Regions from separate parts of the Homo sapiens genome. Here region 1 is linked to region 2. Evidence: read pairs that join two places in POLR2A ChIA-PET (ENCODE). Cell type or tissue: OCI-LY7. All regions are shown on one strand. Links, peaks and the distances in the headings refer to the core of each region. The heading gives the core; the rest is flanking DNA. Region 1 has its middle 130 kb from the start of ERVE-5. Region 2 has its middle 63 kb from the start of ERVE-5.

The links. Peaks named below come from ENCODE experiments on the same cell type or tissue, not always from the same donor. Only the 100,000 strongest peaks of a DNase experiment are listed, where the experiment ranks them.
Region 1: POLR2A ChIA-PET joins it to region 2 with 5 read pairs; 3 of 35 experiments call an interaction of 5 or more read pairs at or near these places.

The regions. Positions count from the first base shown.
Region 1 is chr19:28,476,005-28,481,380 of GRCh38, reverse strand. It overlaps the pseudogene LOC100420587. Among named protein-coding and RNA genes, the nearest start is that of ERVE-5, 130 kb to the left of the region's middle. In OCI-LY7, for the core only: no CTCF peak of the experiment used is centred there; no DNase peak of the experiment used is centred there.
Region 2 is chr19:28,541,024-28,546,399 of GRCh38, reverse strand. It overlaps the pseudogene LOC100420587. Among named protein-coding and RNA genes, the nearest start is that of ERVE-5, 63 kb to the left of the region's middle. RefSeq lists a silencer at 797-1,003. In OCI-LY7, for the core only: a CTCF peak has its summit at 825; DNase peaks (open chromatin) are centred at 2,929 and 3,319; H3K4me3 peaks cover 800 bases; H3K27ac peaks cover 1,990 bases.

The sequences.
Region 1 (5,376 bases), core at 251-5,250, 65 kb after region 2:
ACTTTAGACATGGAACACAGCCAGCCAGCACTGCTACCAGCTGTGTCACATGAGGAAGTTACCCGTCCCACTAAGCATTGCTTTCCAGGAAACAGGAACCCAGAATGGACCTTCAACTAGCTGTGGATCAGTGTCTTCTTACATGGTCACCAGCACTGAACACAGAATTTTAAAATCTTGACTAATCTGATATTATCCTACTTACAATGTTTTATGTTAGTGTGGTTGATTATTTTCCTCATGTGCTTATCACTTTCATTTTCTTCTGCTTTGTGAATCATTTTTGTACTTTGACTCTCTCCCCTGCAATTGGTAATGTTAGAGTATTTCTGTTTGCTTTGTAATCATTTTTTTTCTTTTAGAAAAAAGTATTTAAAAAGTTCTTCTTGGCCAGGCATGGTGGCTCATGCCTATAATCCCAAAACTTTGAGAAGCCAAGGCAAAAGGATCACTTGACCCCAGGAGTTCAAGACCAACCTGGGCAACACAGTGAGATCCCATCTCTGAAAGATTTTTTTTAAAAATTAGCTGGGTAGGGTGGCCTGCGCCTGTAGTCCCAGCTACTTGGGAGGCTGAGGCAAGAGGATGGCTTGAGCAGGAGGTTGAGGCTGCAGTGAGCCATGATTGTGCCACTGCATTCCCACCTGGGTGACCCTGTCCCTAAGAAAAGTAAAATATGGGCCGAGTGTGGTGGCTTATCTGAAATCCCAGCACTCTGGGAGGCTGAGACTGGCAGATCATCTGAGGTCGGGAGTTCGAGACAAGCCTGCCCAACATGGTGAAACCCGGTCTCTACTAAAAATACAAAAATTAGCCAGGCATGGTGGCGCACACCTATAATCCCAGCTACTCAGGAGGCTGAGGCAGGAGAATCACTTGAGCCTGGGAGGCAGAGGCAGCAGTGAGCTGAGATTGCATCACTGCACTCCAGCCTGGGCAACAAGAGCAAAACTCCATCTCAAAAAAAAAAAAAAAAAGTAAAATATGTATCCACAAATTTAAATTATAAACAACTTAAAACAAGTTCTGCTTAACATGGCTTCTGGACATGTGCACAGATAGTAGCTGATTTATGTGCTTGTCTCTATTGGCTCTGTCATTGCTGAGTCTGTTTTTATTGAATAACTTTTATTGTAGTTATTTTAGTTATATTTCTCTTTTATATGCCTATGTAGTAGTTTTTCCTACTTTTTTACTTTTTATTTTTTGAGATGGAGTCTCACTCTGTCACCTAGGCTGGAGTGCAGTGGTACGATCTTGGCTCACTGCAACCTCCGCCTCCCCAGTTCAATTGATTCTCCTGCCTCAGCTTCATGAGTAGCTGGCATTACAGGCGCCTGCCACCACACCCAGCTCATTTTTTGTATTTTTAGTAGAGATGGGGTTTCACTATGTTAGCCAGCATTGTCTCAATCTCCTGACCTCATGATCTGCCCACCTCGGCCTCCCAAAGTGCTGGAATTACAGGTGTGAGCCACAGCACCCAGTCCTACATTTTATTATAAAAAAAAATTTAAGACATATACCTACCACCTTGATTCTGCAATTCACATTTTATGATGTTTGTCATTTTACATATCTACTACCTATGTATAGTAATTTCTGCATGAAACCCTGGATGTGGTGAATCTACATTGTTGATTGCTGGATTTAGTTGTCTTGCTTCAAAGGGTGTTTGACTTAGTCCAGGCAATCAAGTGCCTGAGCTTGAGCTCCCTGGGGATTACTTGGATTCCTCTGGGACTGGTGAAGCTACCCTGGCTTGCGTTTACAGCAGCCTTTTCCCCAGGCAAGCTTATTTCTGCCACTACTGCAGAATCCTTCTGGGCTCTTAACTGAATGCCTTGGATATTAACAAAGACTCTCCACCCCACCTGGTTGGAGCCTGAAGGTTCTGTAGCCCTGAGTGAGCTCTAGGAATGGTCAAACTTATAGTTCTCTGGTCACTCTATGCCTAGTTTTATGGAGTTTTTTTTTTTTTTTTTTTTTTTCCGCAAAAGTGAAATTTACTGTTCAGCAACAGACTTGAGGAATCCTTTCTTGGTGTATGTTTCTCCTTTCTGCTTCTCTGCCCTGCAAATTCCAGTAGCCTCAGCCTCCTTGAACTCTAATCTCTGATGACACACAAGGAATTCACTGAGAATTATTAAAGTCAAATATTAAACCCTACTTCAAAATTGTCACATATAATTATGCCTAGCAAACTACAACATCCCCTTCCTTTTTACTAAGGGTGTAATGGAGGCAGTTAGCCTGGCATGGTTCACCATTGTCTTCTGCTGTTTCGTTCAAGTATTGCCACTGTTCCTCTTGGTCTCACGCTATCTTTGTCTCACACGTTCTCAATTCTGAGACTCTTGTGTTAGGACACTACTTTTTCTCCTTTTAAAAAAATTTTTACAGTAAGAAATTGCAAAAAAAAGGAAATATACAGATCCCGGCTCTTCTTCTTAGTTGAAGGGCATGGTCAGAATTGATATCTGTAACTGCCCTAAGGCAGTGGTTCTTAACCTCGCTGCATTTCACAATCACTGGGGGAGCTTTTCAAAATCTCACCTCCACGTCACCTCTAAGACCAATTAAATCTGGATCTCTGGGCATCCTTTTTTTATGAAGCTCCCCGCAGTGATCCCAGTGCGCCGCCAACACTGAGATCCACTCCTCTACATTCACCTGGGGCTTGGTTTCCATCAGTGCCATGTCCAGAGATGCCCCACTGCCCTCCAGGGGAGTGTGTAAAAAGCAACTAGCTGGTCACTTAATCATTAATGCTCGTGGGAGGCTGCAGCTCAGCTCTGCTCTGTGACCAAATATCCTTTGCCTAGGCATGACTTTGAGTTCCATCCTGTGTTGATGAGATGGGGAAGGATTTCCTCAATCATTTTTGGTGGAAATAGTCATCCCTAAAAAGGGGTTTGCACTGTGCTTAAGAACTCTTGTTTAAGGCAGTCGACAACCTCGACAGCAGCTCAGTATGGTATTTTTGGCATTTTTAATTTTCTTCAAGTCTTATGGTAAGTGTATGAGGTAGGGACGGTTTCAGACATGGGACACAAGGATGCATAGTGTTGGAGAGCCATGCTCAAGGCCACACGCTGTTCTAAGGCCCAAAGCCAGTGTGCTCTCCCAGTGTTTTTGCTTCTGTTTCTTCCTCTTACTCCAGCTCTCTGTCTTCTACATTGGATGTCTTTTCTGGATGGACCATGAGCATGTCATGGATCCTGGAGAAAAAACTTGGAATATTGAAGGATAATTCTTCTATTCAGTCTAAGGATTTCCTTTACTTGGCAATCAGTTCTTACTCAGGGCTGTCCAATGGCACCCTGCATTTGATGGTCATACTAGGCCTGATGGGATTTAGGGAAAAACATCAATTAGGTTGGAGAAAAAAAGAGGACCCTATAAACATTAAGGGGAGGGATAAACATGCTCATGCCCGGCTGTGGGAGGGGGAATCCAGCCACGATGGGGGAGCTTGGTAGCATACGTTAAAATAACTGTGTGTGCTCCGTGAACTAGTGATTTCACTTGTAGATATCTGCTCTAGGAAGACACTCAGCAGTACCTTAGGGAGAAGGTGTGAACAGGGCTCTCCATCACAGCATTATGTGGAATCTGGAAAAACTGAAAACAAGCTAAATGTTTATTAACAGTGGAATAGATAATGATTTAATGCTGAATAAATAATGACAAAGTTACTGTGGAGTACTACATACAAGCTGACAAGAATAGACAGGCTGAGCAGTGTGGCTCACACCTATAATCTAGTGCTTTGAGAGGCCGAGGTGGGAGGATTGCTTGAGGCCAGGAGTTCGAGACCAGCCTGAGCAACATAGCGAGCTGAGACCCTGTCTCTACAAAAAATAATTTTAAAAAGTTAGCCAGGTGTGTTGGTGCTCGCCTGTAGTCCCAGCTACTCAGGAGGCTGAGGTGGAAGAATCGCTTGAGCCCAGCAGTTCAAAGCTGCAGTGAGCTATGATCACACCACTGCACTCCAGCTTGGGTGACAAAGCGAGATCCCATTTCTAAAAATTAAAAAAAAGCATATATATGTACTAATAAGACTTTCAAGATAGAATGTAATGTAGAGGAAGAAAAGCTTTTGAACCGAAATGACAATATAACTCATTTATATAAAACAAAACCAAGAAAAAAATTAAACAATACATGTGTATGTAAATGCATAGAAAATTCTGGAAGAGGCATGCACTAATTTGGTAAGAATGGTTATTTCTGAAACGGGTGGGGCCCTGGTCTGAAGAGTGGGTGGTCAAAGTGTGCTTTTACTGAGTGTTTGCTATTACTTTTTAAATGAATGCTTTAAGTTCCTGAACAATGATGGAGTACAGTTTCCTTTAGAAACAGGTGAAGCATCTAACCAAGGTGGACTTTTATTCTGTGCAGCCTGCCAGGGCTGTGGCATCGCCTCAAGAGTGAAATTCTTATGGGAGCTTCATGGAACCTATCTCATCCTCTCTCATTCCAGGCCCATCCTCCCTCTAATTTGGCTCAAGGGCCATCCAGCCGTACTAAATAGGATCAGGAACAATCTTGTAATTGTCTTGATTTTAGCAAAAGTCAAGTGTGATTCAGCAGGTGGAGGGCACTTGACTTTTCCAGAGTGCTATTCACAGGGGTTCTCAGTTCGCTGCCTGTGCCCTCAGGAGGATGAGCAGGGGCCATAACACCCCAAGGGTTTCGAGGAGCTATTTGCAGGCTGTGGGCTGGGGGAAACCAAGGCATGGCCAGGCCTCTGGTGGAACTCATGGCAGATCATGGAGAGTGGATCTCGGATTCTCATCCTGCCTTCTGGGCCATCGGCTTGTTCTTCCCTTCACCTGCATTGCCCTTGCAGCTGCTTTCTGCTTAGCTACTCAGTGTCTGGGGTTCTGGTCAGCGGGCTCGGTCATTGATTTGAAAAAAATATTTACACTTTTTGAGAGTAGAGGATCTTGGCTGTTTTGAGCACTGATGTATTTTAAACACTTGTTGTCATGCCTGGCACACCGTCAGTGCTCAGTAAATATTTGTTGAATGAAGGAAGGAAACATTTATCAAGTTTCTACTGTGCATTAGGACTATGCAATGGGGTGCAGTAATGGTCAGTACAGATGCGTTCCCCACCCTGGGGACTCAGTAGTGAGTGAGGGAGGGGGGCAACCAGCTCATCAAGGGTGGAAGGAGAAACACTCCCTAAGGAAGCCACACTTCTTATGGACACTGAAGGATGAGAAGAATCAGTTTTAAGACAAGCAGGGAAGAGAATTCCTGGCAAGTGGAACAGCAAGTGCAAGGGCCCTGAGGTAAGAGCCAGAAATAATAAAAATAGAAGTAAGCCCCATGGGAGGAGGGGGACAGATGCCAAAAGATGAACGT
Region 2 (5,376 bases), core at 295-5,294:
CCTGGATTCCCTTTATCAGCCCTGTGCAGAGGAGCTCTCCGGACCAAGCCGCTTCTCTGTTTTTGTACCAGTCCCTGTAACAGGCTTCTGTGAGGTGGGAGCAGCTGAGGATTGCAGTTTCCTTCAAGGCCTAATGAGGTGAAAGGGGCCTGGGGGTGATTCAGGTCAGTGTGCTTGGAGCGTGTTCATCTTCCAGGAGAGAATTATATGAACAGTCACCTCAGGTTTCCTTTGTAGACACGCTCTAAGGTGTGTTTAAGTTTGCGTGGCTAAAGCCTGTTGGGGCACAGGCTGGAGCCCAGTCCAGAGCTCCCTGCAGCCGCCTGAAAGCAGGTCTCTTAATGGCGTCTCTGGGTGGGTGACAGCTGAGCCCTTCACAGACTGGCTAGATCATTGTCCACGTCCTCATGGTACTCTGTGTCCTCAGAACCACACAGGTTATTTAACTGAAGGCTGTAAGATCTTCTGCATCAAGGGTTTGTGCTGGAATCAAAGTCTTCTCCAGTTTGGCTATTTTATTGTTCTCACCTTGTTTTCACCTCATCAAGATTCACTGTTTGTATTTCTGTTGTTATGTTTCATATCAACAGTTTTTAGATGAGATTATAAAATCATCTGCGTGTGAAATGAAGGAAATGGTTAGAAGGCCTTTGGGTACTTTCAAACAAAGAGAGGGGAGAAGGGAGGGAGGAGGGATAGAGTGAGAACTGTGTGATATGTGTGTGCACACAGTCATGTGTGTGAAGCATGAGCATGTGGCCTGTGTTTAAGGTCCATGGGGAGGATTGTTTTTCTATCTTTTTTTTTTTTAGACTGATCTCGCTCTGTTGCCAGGCTGGAGTGCAGTGGCACGATCTCAGCTCACTGCAGCCTCCACCTCCCGGGTTCAAGTGATTCCCCTGCCTCAGCCTCCTGAGTAGCTGAGACTACAGGTGGCGCCACCACGCCTGGCTTATTTTGATTTTATTTTATTTTATTTTTGTATTTTAGTAGAGACGGGGTTTCACCATGTTGGCCAGGCTTGTCTCGATCTCCTGACCTCATGATCCGCCCGCCTCGGCCTCCCAAAGTGTTGGGATTACAGGTGTGAGCCACCGCGCCCAGCTGTATTTCTATCTTTGTTTACGGTTTTGTTGTTCTGCTTCCTAATTCTTTTATATACTTCTCTTCCATAATCTTCATAAAGAATCCTTTAGGGCTATTTCATTCCATTTCTATAGCCAGTCCTGTGCTTACATAGTCACTGGGCTCCTGCCCACCCCCATCCCAGCTTCCATCCACAAAAGGTCAAATAAAAGAAAGGCCTCCAAGGGGGCTGGTGCCTATCAGAGGGTCTCAGGCAACTGAACAGTTTAGGGCTAGATGTGGTTTAAGATATAGCTTGATCCATGGCTCAAATGGTATGACAGAATGGAATCTCTCTCCATTTGATGACTTTGCTTCTTAAAGAACTGTCCAATTCCTGACATTTGTCATGCAAAATGCAAAATGGCCATTAGCATTTTTTTTTTTTTTTGCAGCATTTACTTCTGGGCACAAATCTAGCCTTTCTAGCAATGTTCTGAGATCCACTCTGAATGGACTGACTTCAATTCTATGTCCACCTGAGCCAATCATATGTCACTGGGGGAAGGGGGTCATTGATTGGCCAGGCTAGGGTTGTAAGCTCTGCCTCTAAACTTGTGGGGCAGTCAGTTCCAGCAACAGCTTACAGAGGAGGGGCATGGTGGTCCTTCTGAAAGGAATGGTCATTGCTGAGCAGCACGATAAAAAAGGTAATTGTGCCATTTACCATCTCTCGGACTTACTATCTTATTTACAGACAAGGAAACTAATGATATCTACCTCCTAAGGATGTTATAAAAATGAAATAAAATTATCCATGTAAAACATTTAGTTCATTGCTTGACCCTTAGGAAGCTTCTAATAGATGTTCTCTGTTATGCTAATTATTACCTCTTATCCTTAAAGATTTGGTTTCTTCCAGACAAACCATATCTGTGTGAATGAAACTGAGGCTAACATGAAGCCGCTCATCTTGTGGGGCCAAATTGAGGGGCATAGGCATAGTCGTTAGGAGTGATCCTTGGGGAAAAGCTTCCAGGAGGAGGTGCTCCTTGTTCTGAGCCTGGAACAAAGAAACAGGATATAAGGAATCCTAGTGAAACCAGTGACCACCAATGAAAGAAATCCCAGCCAAAGTGGATTCAGGGAACAGAAAGTATTGGCTGCTGTAGCTGAACAGCTTGAGGGCTAGGGTTGACTTCAGGTGGTCTTATGGAGAGTAAAAGCCTCCTCAGAATTCAGCTTATTTCTTTATTTATGTACTCATTTATTCTTTTAGCTGTAGAGACAGTGTCTTACTACATTGCTCAGGCTGGTCTCAAACTCCTGAGCTCAAACGATCTCTCACCTCACCCTCCCAAGTTACTGGGATTACAGGCGTGAGCCACCACAACTGTCTCTGGACAGGCAGTTGACACATTTCCACCACAAACATGCTCATTACAAAACCCAGTAGAAGGCCGGGTGCAGTGGTTCCCGCCTGTCATCCCAGCACTTTGGGAGGCTCACGCGGGTGGATCAACTGAGGTCAGGAGTTCAAGACCAGCCTGGCCAACATGGTAAAACGCCGTCTGTACTAAAAATACAGAAAATTAGCTGGGCATGGTGGTGGGCGCCTGTAATCCCAGCTACTTGGGAGGCTGAGGGAGAAGAATCACTTGAACCCAGGAAGCAGAGGTTGCAGTGAGCCGAGGTTGCACCATCTCAAAGAAAACCTCCATCTCAAAAAAAAAAAAAAAAAGCAAAAAACAAAAAAACCCCACAAAACCCAGAAGAGGAAAGTTCCTTGTAACTTTCCCCCCTTCCTTCCCAACCCCGGGGTAGTCACTGTGAGCAGTTGCTACTGTGTTTCTCCAGGTGCTCTCTGTGCCTGTGGTAATATATGAATGGTAGGTAATATGGTTCAGTGAGATCATCTGTGCATGTTGTTAGGCAATTTTCTGTTGCACTTCATAGACCTTGGTTATTTTACTGCCTTACTAGTGTAGATATGCTTTGTCATATCTAATGTCTGTATGGTATTCTCAGGAATGAATGTAGCCTAATGTGTTTAATCAGTGCTGGGCATGGGGCATGGTTTGGAATGATGCAGGTGAGTGACAAGAATCCAGTGCAGGCTTGGGGAGAGAGCCGCAAGCCATCTCAGCCATGAAAATGTCAGCATTGTCACATCAGGGGAAGGACGGGGCGTAGCTCATGTCGTCCAGGCCACAGTTTGCTGCCCCCTGACAAATCAGACTCCCCAGAGGCATCAGTGAAACCTCATTACCAGTGGCGGGTTAATGAGCAGCTGGAGCTGCTGTGGTGGAGCTCAAAAAAATTACAAAGATGTCATCAGAGAAGCTCAAGGCCCTTTCACAGGTGTCATCCCCTGTACGAGATCTGAAAGGATGAAAATGTTATGATCATTATTACTCTGCTAATAGCTAAACAATAAGAGAAAAAAGAAATCACCTACCAAAGATCATTGCAACTCAAAATTGTGCTGGAAGGACACTGTGGCTTTATAAAAAGCCACTCCTCAAAGTCAAACACCATAGCTTGCTGAGAGAGAAGTAGAAAATCAATTATTAATGCAGCCCTAGCCTGGCTTGTGCTTCTCATAGAGAACCAGATCTTTTAATAGGGGAGGGAAATCGGTGAGGGTGTAGGGGAAATGGTAATAAACAAAGATGAAAACCTACTGCAATCGTGTGCTGCCTGTCATGGGAGAGCAGAAACAACGTTCAAAGACCGAGGGAATAGTAAAATGGAAACAAGCAAAAGAGCCTTGCATTGAGATGAAGTAGTAATCAGGCTGCCTTCATGAGCCTTCCTGGTCATTTAGCTAAACGTGTAAACACACTTCTAATGTAGGGTCCTTTCCTCCGCTTCTAAGTAGCTTCCCTGTAGCTATGTAAGGGCAAAAGGGGAATTTTTAAAACATTTTTCTTTTTTAAATTTTATTTCAATAGCTTTTAGGGGTACAGGTGTTTTATGGTTACATGGATAAATTGTATAGCAGTAAAGTGTGTTCTTTTAGTGCACTGTCACCCAAATAATGTAGCATACCCCATAGGTAGTTTTTATCTCTGACCTCTCCCACCCTCCCCCTTCTGAGTCTCCCATGTCCATCATACCCATCTGCCTTTGTGTACCCATAGCTTAGCTCCCGCTTATAAGTGAGGACATGCAGGATTTGGTTTGGTTTTGTATTCCTGAGTTACTCAGGATAATAACCCCCATTTCCATCCAAGTAGCTGCAAAAGATATTATTTCATTCTTTTTTATGTCTGACTAGTATTCTGTCGCATACATGTATCACATTTTCCAAAAGGGGAAATTGAAGGTTATTCAGGGCACATTTCCACCTCAGCACTACTGGCATTTTGAACTGAACAATTCTTTGTTGTGAGGAACCATGCTGTGTACTAGAGGATGTTAAGCAGTGTCCCTGGCCCCTATCCACTAGATGCAGTAGCATTCTCCCGGTTGTAACAATTAGAACGATCTGTGCACATTGCCAGAGTCCCCTGGGGGGTGCAGAATACCCCTAGCTGAGATCCAGGGAGGCTGCTATGCACACAGTGTTTGAGGTGGCCCAGCCCCTAGCCTTTGCTCTGGGTCAGGAGGAGGAAAGCCAGGCTTCCCTTTGCTTTCCCCTGCCAACGCAGTGCAGCCATATTCCATCTCACCCCATCAAACCACCTTGCAGAACAGAAACGGTCCCTGCAAACACATCCATTTTCAGAAGCCCAGATATGTTGAGGTCCTAGTAGCATCTAGCTGAGACCTAGGACCTCCTAATGCTAGAACCCTGCTCCAGCACAGCCCCTGCTTTGTGTTCTTGGAAGCTTTGGGTTCTTGGGAGCTTGGAAGATACACCAAATGTGAGTTCTGTAGTAGCATTAGGCCCCAACCCGAAAGTCATCCTCTGGTGATCGAGGCAGGACTGCTGGGAGGGCTTCTATTACCAAATGTAGCCTGAGCCTGTCTTTTCCCTCTTTATGGACTCAGGCCCAGTAACCACTCAAAGATGGAGACATACTGTTTCAGAGAAAAGCAAGGCAGAGAAGTAGGCAAGGCAGAGAGAGCTTTTCTCCCTAAGGCCTAGAACTGGTCTCCTCTTCTCAAGTGGAAGCAGCCCCAGGGGCTTGTGCACTGGCCTCCAAGACCAGGGTGTCTCCCACTCTGCTCACTGCAGAAGAGCTGTGGTCGGTGGTCTCCAAGGAGGGCTGCCATCAACTCCCTGCCTATTGAATTACCTTGGCAGCTTGTTGAAAACCGAATGAATCAAACATGTGTAGAACTCCTTCTGGATTCCCTCCTCTT